Regions from separate parts of the Mus musculus genome. Here all the other regions are linked to region 2. The links are chromatin loops, found by intact Hi-C in ENCODE. Cell type or tissue: heart. All regions are shown on one strand. Links, peaks and the distances in the headings refer to the core of each region. The heading gives the core; the rest is flanking DNA.

Evidence for each region. A loop is a pair of places that touch in the nucleus more often than their neighbours do. Peaks named below come from ENCODE experiments on the same cell type or tissue, not always from the same donor. Only the 100,000 strongest peaks of a DNase experiment are listed, where the experiment ranks them.
Region 1: a loop joins it to region 2, with 7 times the contacts of the local background. A loop is called at or near these places in 7 of 42 quality-filtered maps.
Region 3: it touches region 2 in a loop (2.7-fold over the local background); 5 of 42 quality-filtered maps call a loop at or near these places.

Annotation. Positions count from the first base shown.
Region 1 is chr8:57,313,016-57,316,599 of GRCm38, forward strand. It overlaps Hand2os1 (Hand2, opposite strand 1), which reads right to left. Exons shown (of 6, transcript NR_154048.1): 3 at 1,500-1,599. Among named protein-coding and RNA genes, the nearest start is that of Hand2os1, 6.1 kb to the right of the region's middle. In heart, for the core only: a CTCF peak has its summit at 1,421; a DNase peak (open chromatin) is centred at 1,416; H3K4me3 peaks cover 2,421 bases; H3K27ac peaks cover 2,500 bases.
Region 2 is chr8:56,882,820-56,886,403 of GRCm38, forward strand. All of the region lies in intron 1 of Gm33501 (a long non-coding RNA gene), which reads right to left. Among named protein-coding and RNA genes, the nearest start is that of Gm33501, 4.2 kb to the right of the region's middle. In heart, for the core only: a CTCF peak has its summit at 1,565 (motif pointing right); no DNase peak of the experiment used is centred there; H3K27ac peaks cover 954 bases.
Region 3 is chr8:57,524,706-57,528,289 of GRCm38, forward strand. It overlaps Galnt7 (polypeptide N-acetylgalactosaminyltransferase 7), which reads right to left. Exons shown (of 12, transcript NM_144731.4): 12 at 1-1,546. The coding sequence ends at 1,409. Among named protein-coding and RNA genes, the nearest start is that of Gm51574, 14 kb to the right of the region's middle. In heart, for the core only: a CTCF peak has its summit at 1,660 (motif pointing right); no DNase peak of the experiment used is centred there.

The DNA.
Region 1 (3,584 bases), core at 392-2,891, 430 kb after region 2:
CGTGGTGGACTTGCTTCCTCCAGTCCACTCCACAGAAGGGCATGGGAATGGAATGAGAATTTGGCCGGAATAAAAGGGGAGAGATCCAGCATTCATCCCAGGGCCTGGACCACTGGTCGGTGTCGGTACACGAGTAACAGTTCCCACAACCCCACCCCCACCTCGATTCCCCTGCGTGGGAGTCGTTGCAGCACTCTGAGCATCGCTGCCCCACCACCGGAAGGCCTCACTCGGACCGCTGACTCCCAAGCAGCTATCTCCGGAGGTGAATTTAAAATAAAAGCAACTAAATATTAAAAAAGGAAAAGAAAAGAAAAGAAAAGAAAAGAAAAGAAAAGAAAAGAAAAGAAAAGAAAAGGAAAGAAGAGGAAAGAAAAGGAAGGGAAAGGAAAGGAAAGGAAAGGAAAGGAAAGGAAAGGAAAGAAAAGAAAAGAAAAGAAAAGAAAAGAAAAGAAAAGAAAAGAAGAAATGAAGAGGCAGGAGGAAAAGATGTAAATAATTATTGAGCGCAGCTTGGTATCAGGCAACACTCTCCCTTGATCCTTTTAATCTAGCTCACATCCCTCTTTCATTTCCACCACTGTTTGAATAAAGAGAGAAACTAAGGCACCCAGAGCACTGACCTCGGTGTTGAGGCGGCCCTGGCTACCTCTTGAGTTTGGTGTATTTAGGATGGGTACAAGATAAGCCAGGTCAGAGTTGGTCCTGCCGCCTGCAAGCCAGATTGATTGGGAAGACACTTTCCCAGTGCCCGCAAAGGCTTGAGGTTGAAGGTCTGTTCCTTTCTAAATGACTTCCAAGTCGCTCACCAGCTTTAATGGCCTTCAAAATAGAGTAAAACAACACAACCTGATTGCAATTAGAACACCCGGATTTCTCTAAATCGCCTTTCCACCAGCTTTGAGGGCATCTTTTTGTGCGGAAGCATTAGTTGTGTTGTTAGAGGACACAGACGCGTAAAGTGAAAGATCTGCACCCTGAGAACTACAAACTACATCTGCGTGGTTTCACCAGAAAGTTCAGAGAATGGAAGGCTTGATATGGGTGCAAGGGGGGAAGCTAACCAGAAGGCCTCTTATGAGGTGGAAACACTCAGGAAAGACCTAGAGGCAACAGTGAAGTGTAGGTTCTTCTCTAGCTTGGGAAGGTAAGCCTTTTTTGTCAAAGAGGTTGTCAAATCAAAAGGTGCCAGACCCACATTTGGCGACAATGTGGGAGTCTGGTTATCACCAACATTCATTTCACAGCTCCACTTCTATCTTGGAGAATGGCAGGTTGATCTAGTCTTGAGCCAAAATTCCAACCAGGTTTAAGATCGAAAGCCCGAGGTTTGGAAATGATCAAAGTTGGTCGTCTGTGACTAGCTTTGGAACTTGTATCAAAGGGAATTTTCAAGAGCAGAGACAGTAAAACGGCACTAGGGGCGCTCTCACCAGAGACCTTGACTGCATGAGCCCTACACCTTTGCTCTTTTCCCTGGGGTCTAATCTGACATATACCTTGGCCAATCCGAAGTTCTTTCTGAAGTCACACTCTCCTGTAGACGGGAAGAGAAGACCCCCAGGAGGTGACGAATTGCTCGAGAATGAACTGTGCCTTCTGTCGGCAAAAGAAAAAAAAAAAAAAAAAAGCATCAGTCCCACGGATTTAGTGAAGTCTCCAAATGTATTCGAAATGGAATTCTCCTTTTCCTGTATGCAAACATTTGCCTCCTTTGAAGTTGGATGCTTTGCAAGAAAAATGCGGTTCCACTTTTTTAGTCCTAGGGTTTGGGGCCTGTGTTGACTTAAATGAGCACTCTCACACAAGTATTAAAAAGAAAAGCATTCTCTTTTGGAAAATAGAACAAAGTAGCGCTTCTCCAATCAGAGTGCAGATACATAATCTGTAACAACAAATTTGCCTCCTAGTGCTGCGCATTTCCAGCAAGCATCCTGCCTTCTCTATTTACATTATAACTTTGCTGCCTGCAATTATTTTTATTTTAATTTTCTGTCACTTTAACAGAAACCAGATCCTTTTCTTTTAATGTTTTGTACACAGCATGTTCAATTTGATAAGATGTTCTTTCCTATCCTCTTTTAGCTAGCCTTTCCTTGTTTAGAGTTCTGTATCAGAAGTTTCTAATATTTCTCCCTCTTTTTTTTTTTTTTTTGAGAATTTGTCCCTGTCTTGCTTTATTTGTTTGTGTGAAATTTAGTTTGAAAGGAGATCAGAGAGAGCAGGAGGGGTTTGTAATAAGAGAATGACCGAATGACCCAAAGGCTGATTATCTATCATTAACTGGAGACTTGGTGTACCCAAATTACCAGGAAGACCTCAGTCTGCCGGATCCTTACCCAGCCAGAAAGGCAACCGTGGAATGCACACTCTGAAAAAGACTCATGACATTGCAAGTGAGGACGGTGCTTGAACATATTTTCTTAAAGGAATGCTCCTTCCAAACTCAGCTCCAGTTGAAGGGATAAATTACTAGATCATAATATGTTATGTACAGGTAAAAATCTGTATCCCAGTGCTAACTTTACCAATGTTTTTTGCAACTAGCTTTCTCATATTGTTTCATTAGAACCAAAATTGCAGTTAATTGTCTAAACTCCAGAGAATATTGAGAAATCAAGACAAGCTGCTTTTGATCTGCTAAACCCAGGCCTTGTAAAAATCGAAGTTTGCCATTAATATTGACAATAAAAGTGTTTCTTTTTGTTAACCTGAAACCTAACCTATCCTGGCTCAAGTCCCTTGTCTCTAAGCAAAGACTGTAGAAGAATGCAGGAAAGGCTTGGAGTGAACTGTCAGAGGTTAAAAAAAAAAAAAAATCCATCTATGCCGTGCAGCAAATAAAGTCACGTTGGGGAGTCTTCCAAGGAGTACCCTCAACATGGCAGTTAGAACTGGGAAGGAAAGGGGCTCCAGTCACAAGTCAGTCCTTCAGTCCCACAAATGATGCCTCAGAAGCTCCACGTGTTAAGCAGCCATTTCATTCCTACTTATCCTCAATCCCAGACTGCATGGCATGCTTGCTTAAATCCACTGCTAGCTAGTTCCAAAGAGTATAAATACAAAATCATAGCCATGTTCTCGTCTGAATTCTAAATGACTTGTTTACAGCTTGGAAGAAATAATTCTCTTTATAATTAACTTTTATTTGTATTATTGCGGGGTTTTTTTAATTGCTTATTTTTAAGTTCTGTGAGTGAAAGCCAGGGTCTACCTCTCAAATGCACATCCAGCACTGAAATATTTCTGTGTGTGCAATTCTTTGTGTATGTTTTATAAATCCTGTGGGATGTATTGTCTTATAACATTTTATTCTAAACTCAGGATTCTACTGCAAAGTGGCAAAGATCAGATCTATCATACTTCTTGAGACAAGTATAATAACATATATTATGTTTAATGGTATTATATATAGTATTATCCTTTGCAATGCCAGTTCACAGGACATTTTATGCTGCCTTTAGTCTGAATGAGTATTTTTAATTTACGGATACCTGTCACAGTACCAAATCCTTCTTCATCAATGAGAACTCTCCACATATTTTCCCGTTAATGCAAGAATGCAATCATGGGTTATTGAAGAA
Region 2 (3,584 bases), core at 486-2,985:
TTATTAGAACATCACAGCAAAATCCAGTCACTGTATATTTTGGAAGAAAAAAATACAACAGAGATAGAAAATATAGCTGGGGGTGCTCTTATATCTTGTGACATATGATATATTGATTGATTTAGATTCCCACTTTAAGATACAATAATGGGCCACAATTATAGCCCTGAAAGTTATATTTGAGGAATTTATGATTTTACTCTTCTTTGGATTGTGAAAGGCACACACGGATTACTATGTCACTGTGTGAATACACACCACTGCCACCAGCATCCCACCCTACCCTGGACATTCAGTGTCCTGGCCTGTAGTATTGCAAATACCTGCAAGCAGTGAGCATTCAGACACACACACAGCAAAGGCAGTCTGTCTGCGAATATCTGGCATACCATCAACAAAATGTGCAAATATGTAAATACACCATTTAGTGTTTAACTGACACTTCTTAGTGTTTATTTACCATAGTCTGCAGTTGCATAAGAAAAGACTAAAATTTCTGTCTGAAATCCAAAAGGGTTTTGGTGTGGGTTCAGCTAAGAATGGCGTGGATTTCCATCTTGGTTCCATTTTAATGATTGTGTGTGTGTGTGTGTGTGTGTGTGTGTGTGTTTCCCAAAAGCTCTAAAACGGGAAACATTTCTGGGAAGCAAAGTATTTGGCCAGGAGAATTTGTCTTTCCCTGTCACAATCTTTAGCTACCATTCAGCTAAATGTTGTTTGGAATAATATGGCCCTAATGCCCCTATCTCCTGCTGAATTGCTCAGACGGGTAGGAGATTAGAGTGAAAAGAGGTGCCGGTATTATCTATGCGAGTGCGCCAGGGTCATGCTACACTAACAAGACCGCCCCAGCCCGGGTGACAGAACCCAGCTGCTGGTCCGCAGGCCCTTCATGTCAGAGGGTTCCACTTACTGTGGGGCCAGTCTGCAGAGAGCCTGGATTCTAAGTAGGTCTCTTCCAGCTCTAAGTGAGACACTGACTTCATCATTTTTTGCCCCCTCACCCCAACCCTCCTCTCCCGCTTTTTTTTTTTAAGGAAGGGCTTACGTGTAAAATCACTTACCTGTTTAACCTATGAACTTAAAGAAAACTTGGATCCCCACTTAAAATACCTAAACTCGGGTTTGCCTTCGCTCCATCCTCCCAGTAACTGTACTAATAAGTCGTTTATCACAAAGACAAAACACCGGGTTTCATTTTATGTTGTCCTTACAGTACACAGGCCCTCAACCATGAGGTTTGGTGAGATGAGGTTTTAGCTCAGGGTTCATTTGTTTTATATCTGTCTTGTACGAAGCGATGCCCTGTGCACAGAGAACACGGTGTGCCTATATTAAAGAATTGTCTTGTTTTTTTTTTTCTCTCTCTCTCTCTATTTTTTAAAGGAAGTAAGTCTTCCTTTGAGTGTTGCTTAATAGATATGTATATTTATATTCGTATATATGATGTAAATAAAGACTTTAGCATAGGATTTGGTGAGTGGCTTTCTTTCCTTTCCCTGCCTGTTTCTGGAGTGAAGGGTTTTAGGTTAGTAACACACAAAACCTGGTAGAGTTGTTTAGCCAGTAGAGGGAGATAGAGCTATCCAGCAGCTTTACTGGGTACTCTTTTTTTTTTTTTTTTTTTAGTGTGACTGTTTCTTAAATGCTCCACCAATAAGAACACTTTGTACATATCTTTTCCTACAAGAGTGAAGCTTTAAATGAAAACTATCCATACCTCTAAGGAGAATCAGTCAAGAGAAGATTATAAGAGTAGCCTTAGGAAAAGAGAATCATTGGAAAGAGAAAGAACTTTTTAAATTATCCTCCTCTTCCCATTGGACACGCAGACTTTGTGTGCCCCGGTACAGGGGAACACCAGGGCCAAAGGGGGGGAGTGGGTGGGTAGGGAAGTGGGGGTGGGTGGGTAAGGGGGACTTTTGGTATAGCATTGGAAATGTAAATGAGCTAAATACCTAATAAAAATGGAAAAAAAAATTATCCTCCTCTAACTACCACAACTTAGAAAGACTACTAAATAAACTTGCATTTACTTAGTGGCAAAATAGTTAAGGAAACACTCTTCAGAGATAAGCTCAAGGAGACCTCAAAGCTTGATCCTGCCTTACACTTCTGGTGTATCAGTGATCTCAATGTGTTAATGGGTGGCATAGATTTCGTCAGTTCATTGAAAGCGTTTGCACAGGCAAGCTTAAAAACAGAAACAAAAAGCATTTCAGGTTCCATAGGGTTTTTTTTTTTTTTTCATTTATCAACGCTTGAAATTTTAGTTAAGTGATTCCAAAACAGAGTCTCCATTTTATATGATGCTTTTAAGTTCTCAAAGTATTTTTATAAGCACTATCTCATTTTAAAGCAGTCTGCTGTTCTTTAGGCTATAGTCATCTCAGCTAGCATTTTAGAACTTAATGAAATTGTGTTACTAACCCTTCCATGACGAGTATAAAATGTGTCGAGGTGGAAACTTTGCCGAGAGCTACTAAATTATTCTTTCAACACCCAGAAACCTTTTGCACTTTTATTTCAACAGAATGAAGTTCTATTGAGTTTCTGTGAAATTAAATGCTGTTATGAATTTGTTGTGGCCACTACTGCTGGGGATTTTGTAGAAATAACTAGATTTGTGGGTGTGCCCAGATGTGTCCATCATAGAATAAGACTTTTGAAATGACACTTTTGAAAAAATTGATGAATATGATAAAAATGTTTTGTTATTAAAAAATTATATTGTGGTATTTTTAAATATACCCAACAGTGGATAAATATTTTTATTGGTTATTTTCTTTATTTACATATCAAATGTTATCCCCTTTCCTGGTCCCCCCTCCCAGAAGCTCCCTATCCTATGCTCCCTCCCCCTGCTTCTGTGAGGGTGTTCCCACTCCTGCCTCCCTGCTCTTGAATTCCCCTACACTGGGGCATCGAGCCTTCACAAGACCAAGGGCCTCTCTTCCCATTGATGTCCAGCAAGGCCATTCTCTGCTACATGTGTCTGTAGCCATGGGTCCCTCCATGTATACTCTTTGGTTGGTGGTTTAGTCCCTGGGAGCTCGGGGGGGTGGGGAAGTACTGTTTAATTGATATTGTTCTTCCTTTGGGGTTACAAAACCCTTCAGCTCTTTCAGTCCTTTCTCTACCTCCTGCATTGGGGTAGAGAAAGTCCTACCTCAGTCCGACGGTTGGCAGTGAGCATCTGCCTCTGTATTTGTCAGACTCAGTGGAAGAGAGCTGGACCCGACCTGAAGTCAGTCCCCAAGTCCCTATAGGGCTAGCACTCATAGTATCAGAAGGTGTTATACAAATTGCCAATGGAGAAAAGCAGCCAACTTTATCCATCTGTAAAGTTTAGGAGGCACAGCAATGACTTATTCTGCATGATAAGCCCCGTGGGGCTATAGAGACCCATACATCTGGTGGAAACAACTGTCTAATTAGACTTAGCTAATCAATAGGAGGGAATTCACACCTGGTACTGGAAAACCTAAGCTGGAGAAGTCATAGACCCTACAGGAGAACCCACTACTGCCATTCTCCTAAACCAACATCGGTTTTGGTTTTGGTTTTGGTTTTGTTTTTTGTTT
Region 3 (3,584 bases), core at 392-2,891, 640 kb after region 2:
CAATGTAGACATTTTATCTTGGGGGAAGGGGGGTGTAATAAGAGACTTCCTAGAAATTAAAGTTTTCAACATTTGGTTCTCTTAAAGTAGGTATTGTATTAATAAATGTTCAAATTAAATCTTCTTTTCCCTGGGGAATATAAAAAAAATTTATACTTCTTAAAAAAGAAATTAAGGAACCCTACAGAGCTAGCATCTAACTTCGCAGAATGTCGTCCACATTTGTTGATGATTTGTATTCTTAGATAATAAGATCTAAGAATAGAAAATTAGATACTAATTTTCCTAAATTAAAAAGAATGCTCATGGAATTTCCTTTGAATGTAGACAAAGTGTCAGTTTATCTCTGTGCACAGCTTGTGCTTCGAGGTGGTTCTCTAAGGCTTCCATCTCACAAGGGCTTGGGGATTTTTACCTCAGGACCAACCTAAGGCGTCCACACTAGGGCTTTATTGTGTTGTTTCCCTGCCCCTCAACCCCCCTTCAAGTTTCAAACTGAGAATTATGTTTAGTTTTCTATGACTGGTACTGGGGAAAGCAGATGCAAAATGTAGATGGGCAAAAACCAACCCCTCCTTTTAGAAGAAGGACTCCTTTGCTAGCCTAGAAGCTGGTGTGAACAGAGGCCAGGGAGGTAATGCCACAGAATCTTCAAGCCCCACGGAACAGCCTTGAGTTGGGCCCACTGTTGTCCTCGACCCAGCCATACAACATTCCACTTCATAGCCAAGAAATTCTCCTGTGAGTAACAGACGGGTTCCCCAGGTGACATTCATTGTCACCATCATAGAAGTGTCACTAGAAGCTCTCAAACAATATACTGAGAAATGAAAGAGGCACTAAATGTGTTGAAATTCACCTTTCAAACAGCAGCGTAACTGAAGGAAGGCCACCCTGGCCAACGACCCGTGGCAGTGCTTCCGAAAGATGTAAAATTAAATACACAGCAGGTTGATCATCACCAAGTCGGATGTGAAAGTCTGCTTACTCCAACCTTTTTTTTTTTTCAAGTGTGTTAAAAAACAAGAACAACATCATCAACAACAAAAAAAACCAAACTGCCTTCCAGACCCCTGAGTGTATTCCCAAAGAAGACAACACATGCTTTAACTCGGCGGTTCAGGAAACCGAGTTAAAGGCACAAATTACCAACATCATCATAAAACAAAACAAAAAACGATGTAAACATCTAGAGTTTAAGGTAAGAGCAGTTTTGTAAACAGTCACTGCAGATGATAATGTTATTGTAAAATCACAGTTTATCAATGCCCCTTCCAACTGATCAGAGAGGTTCCAGGTTTGGAGCTGTACAAAATTAGTAATAATGGTTGCAGCAGGTTCCAGGCGGTTTTCAGTCCTCCATAAATGTACTTGTCAGTAGGTAGATTGTTGGTTTCCTCTGTTCTTGTCAAACACTGTGGATGTTATTCATCTCCCACTTCTGAGTCATTTTACTGGAGTCACAGGTGGAGATGAACACTTGATGCAGGACCTCCGATCGATCTAAGCACTTTCCGGAAGTGATGTGCGTAAACCTGTGCAGGCTCTGCAAAACACAGTGAGCCAAAGTAAGGTTTTTTTGTTTTTAAGATTTATTTATTTATGTATTTTATGCGTATGAGTACACTATTGCACTCTTCAGACCCACCAGAAGAGGGCATCACATTCCATTACAGATGGACGTGAGCCACCATGGGATTTGAACTCAGGACCTCTGGAAGACCAGTCAGTGCTCTTAACCACTGAGCCATCTCTCCAGCCCAAAAGTAAATGTTAAATGTGGATTCTGTTACCTCCAATAGGAAGACAGGGCATCAAGTGAAGGGATGGGGTTGCCATCCCACAGTCAAAACTCTGACCCAGAATTGTTTCTGTCTAAAAGAACTGCAAGGACAAAATTGGAGAGGAGGTTGAGGAAAAGGATGCTCAGCGACAGGCCCAAACTGGATGTCCAGCTCAAGGGGAGGCTCCAAAGTCTGACACTATTACTGATGCTATGGTGTTTATAGACAGAAGCCTAGCATGGCTGCCCTCCGAGAGGCCCAACAAGCAACTGAAAGAGTCAAATGCAGATACTTTGCTCAACCAATGGACAGAAGCCAGGGACCCCTGTGGTTGGTTGAATGAGGGAAAAGCTGGAAGAAGCTGAAGAGGGCAACCCCATAGGAAGACCAGTAGTCTTAACAAACTTGGACCCTTGAGATCTCTCAGATTCTGAGCCACCAGCCAGGCAGCATCCACTAGCTGATACGAGGCCCCCAAAACATATACAACAGAGGACTGCCTGTTCTGTCCTCAGTGAAAGAAGAGGAACCTACCCCTCACGAAATTTGAGGCCTCAGGGGTTCAGGGTGGGGACATCCTCATGGAGACAGGAGGAGGAGGAATTGGATGAGAACTGTCGGAGGGCAGACTGGGAGGGGGGATAACGATTGGACTGTAAGAAACGATTAAATAATAATAATAATAATGTGTGGACTCTGATATCTCTGCTATGAGGTGCCATTATTCGGCTTCCATAGCAGGTGATTCGAGCACATTGCACACGCCTTGAATGTCAGTATTCTTAGCCCTTTCTTTTGGTTATGCCATTTGAACTACGTCAAACTCAATACACACTAATTGAAGTTCAGTATCTCTCCCTCCAAGCCTCTGTCTCTCGTTCTTAGTCTGGCTAAAGACAACCCCAGCTTTCCAGTCCTAAGGAAGCTACTCACCCCGCTCATTCACGGGATACCAGTTCTCTACGGCTAACGCTTTCAGTGGTTCTCACTTCTGTTTTTTCACCTCTGTCTCCTGCTCTAATACATTCTTCATCATATGCTGTTGATTTCTCCAATCCAGCTCTTGGCTCTTCAAAGAAAGGGCCTCAGACTATGCAAGATTGGGTGTCTAAGCAAAACTTATTTTCAAAATGCAGTGGAGATAATTTGCTGCCCTTCGAGTTGAATTGACATATGTACCATTGCAACAAAAGCAGTCACCATGGGAATTCGGGCATCAATCAAGGATGGATGGATGGATGGCAAACTGCCAACAGTCCTACCAGCACTCGCCTGAGACAAGCCACACTTTCATGGAAGGATGCCTACAAAGATGGTGTTAAATTATGCTATTGACCTTTTTTGGGCATGGGGAGCCAGGTTCAAGACAGTGCTTCTCTGTGTACCCCTTGGCTGTCCTTGAACTAGTTCTGCAGACCAAGCTGGCCTCAAACTCAGAGATTCTCCTGCCTCTGCCTCCCCAGTGCTGGGGTTAAAGGCTTTGGCCCATCGGAGCTTATTGATCTTTAGTTACAACGGGACCATGGTGTATCCTTTAAAAACCACTCAGGTGAAATGAAAAGTGTGAACCGAGTGCTTCCACATGGCAGGACTCAGCAATGCCCTGAGAAAGACTCAGGAAGGGCTACCACCTACTTTGTTGATCCACTGTCAACAGACTATGATTCTTCACACTTGGACACTGTCTGTCACTAAGGAACCCCATGTAGCACCTGGAGGAGGGGGCTGTCCCTGAACCTGCTGCCTGCCTGTGGATTCCTTTCCTTAACTGGGCTGCCTTGTCTGGCCTCACTGGGAGAG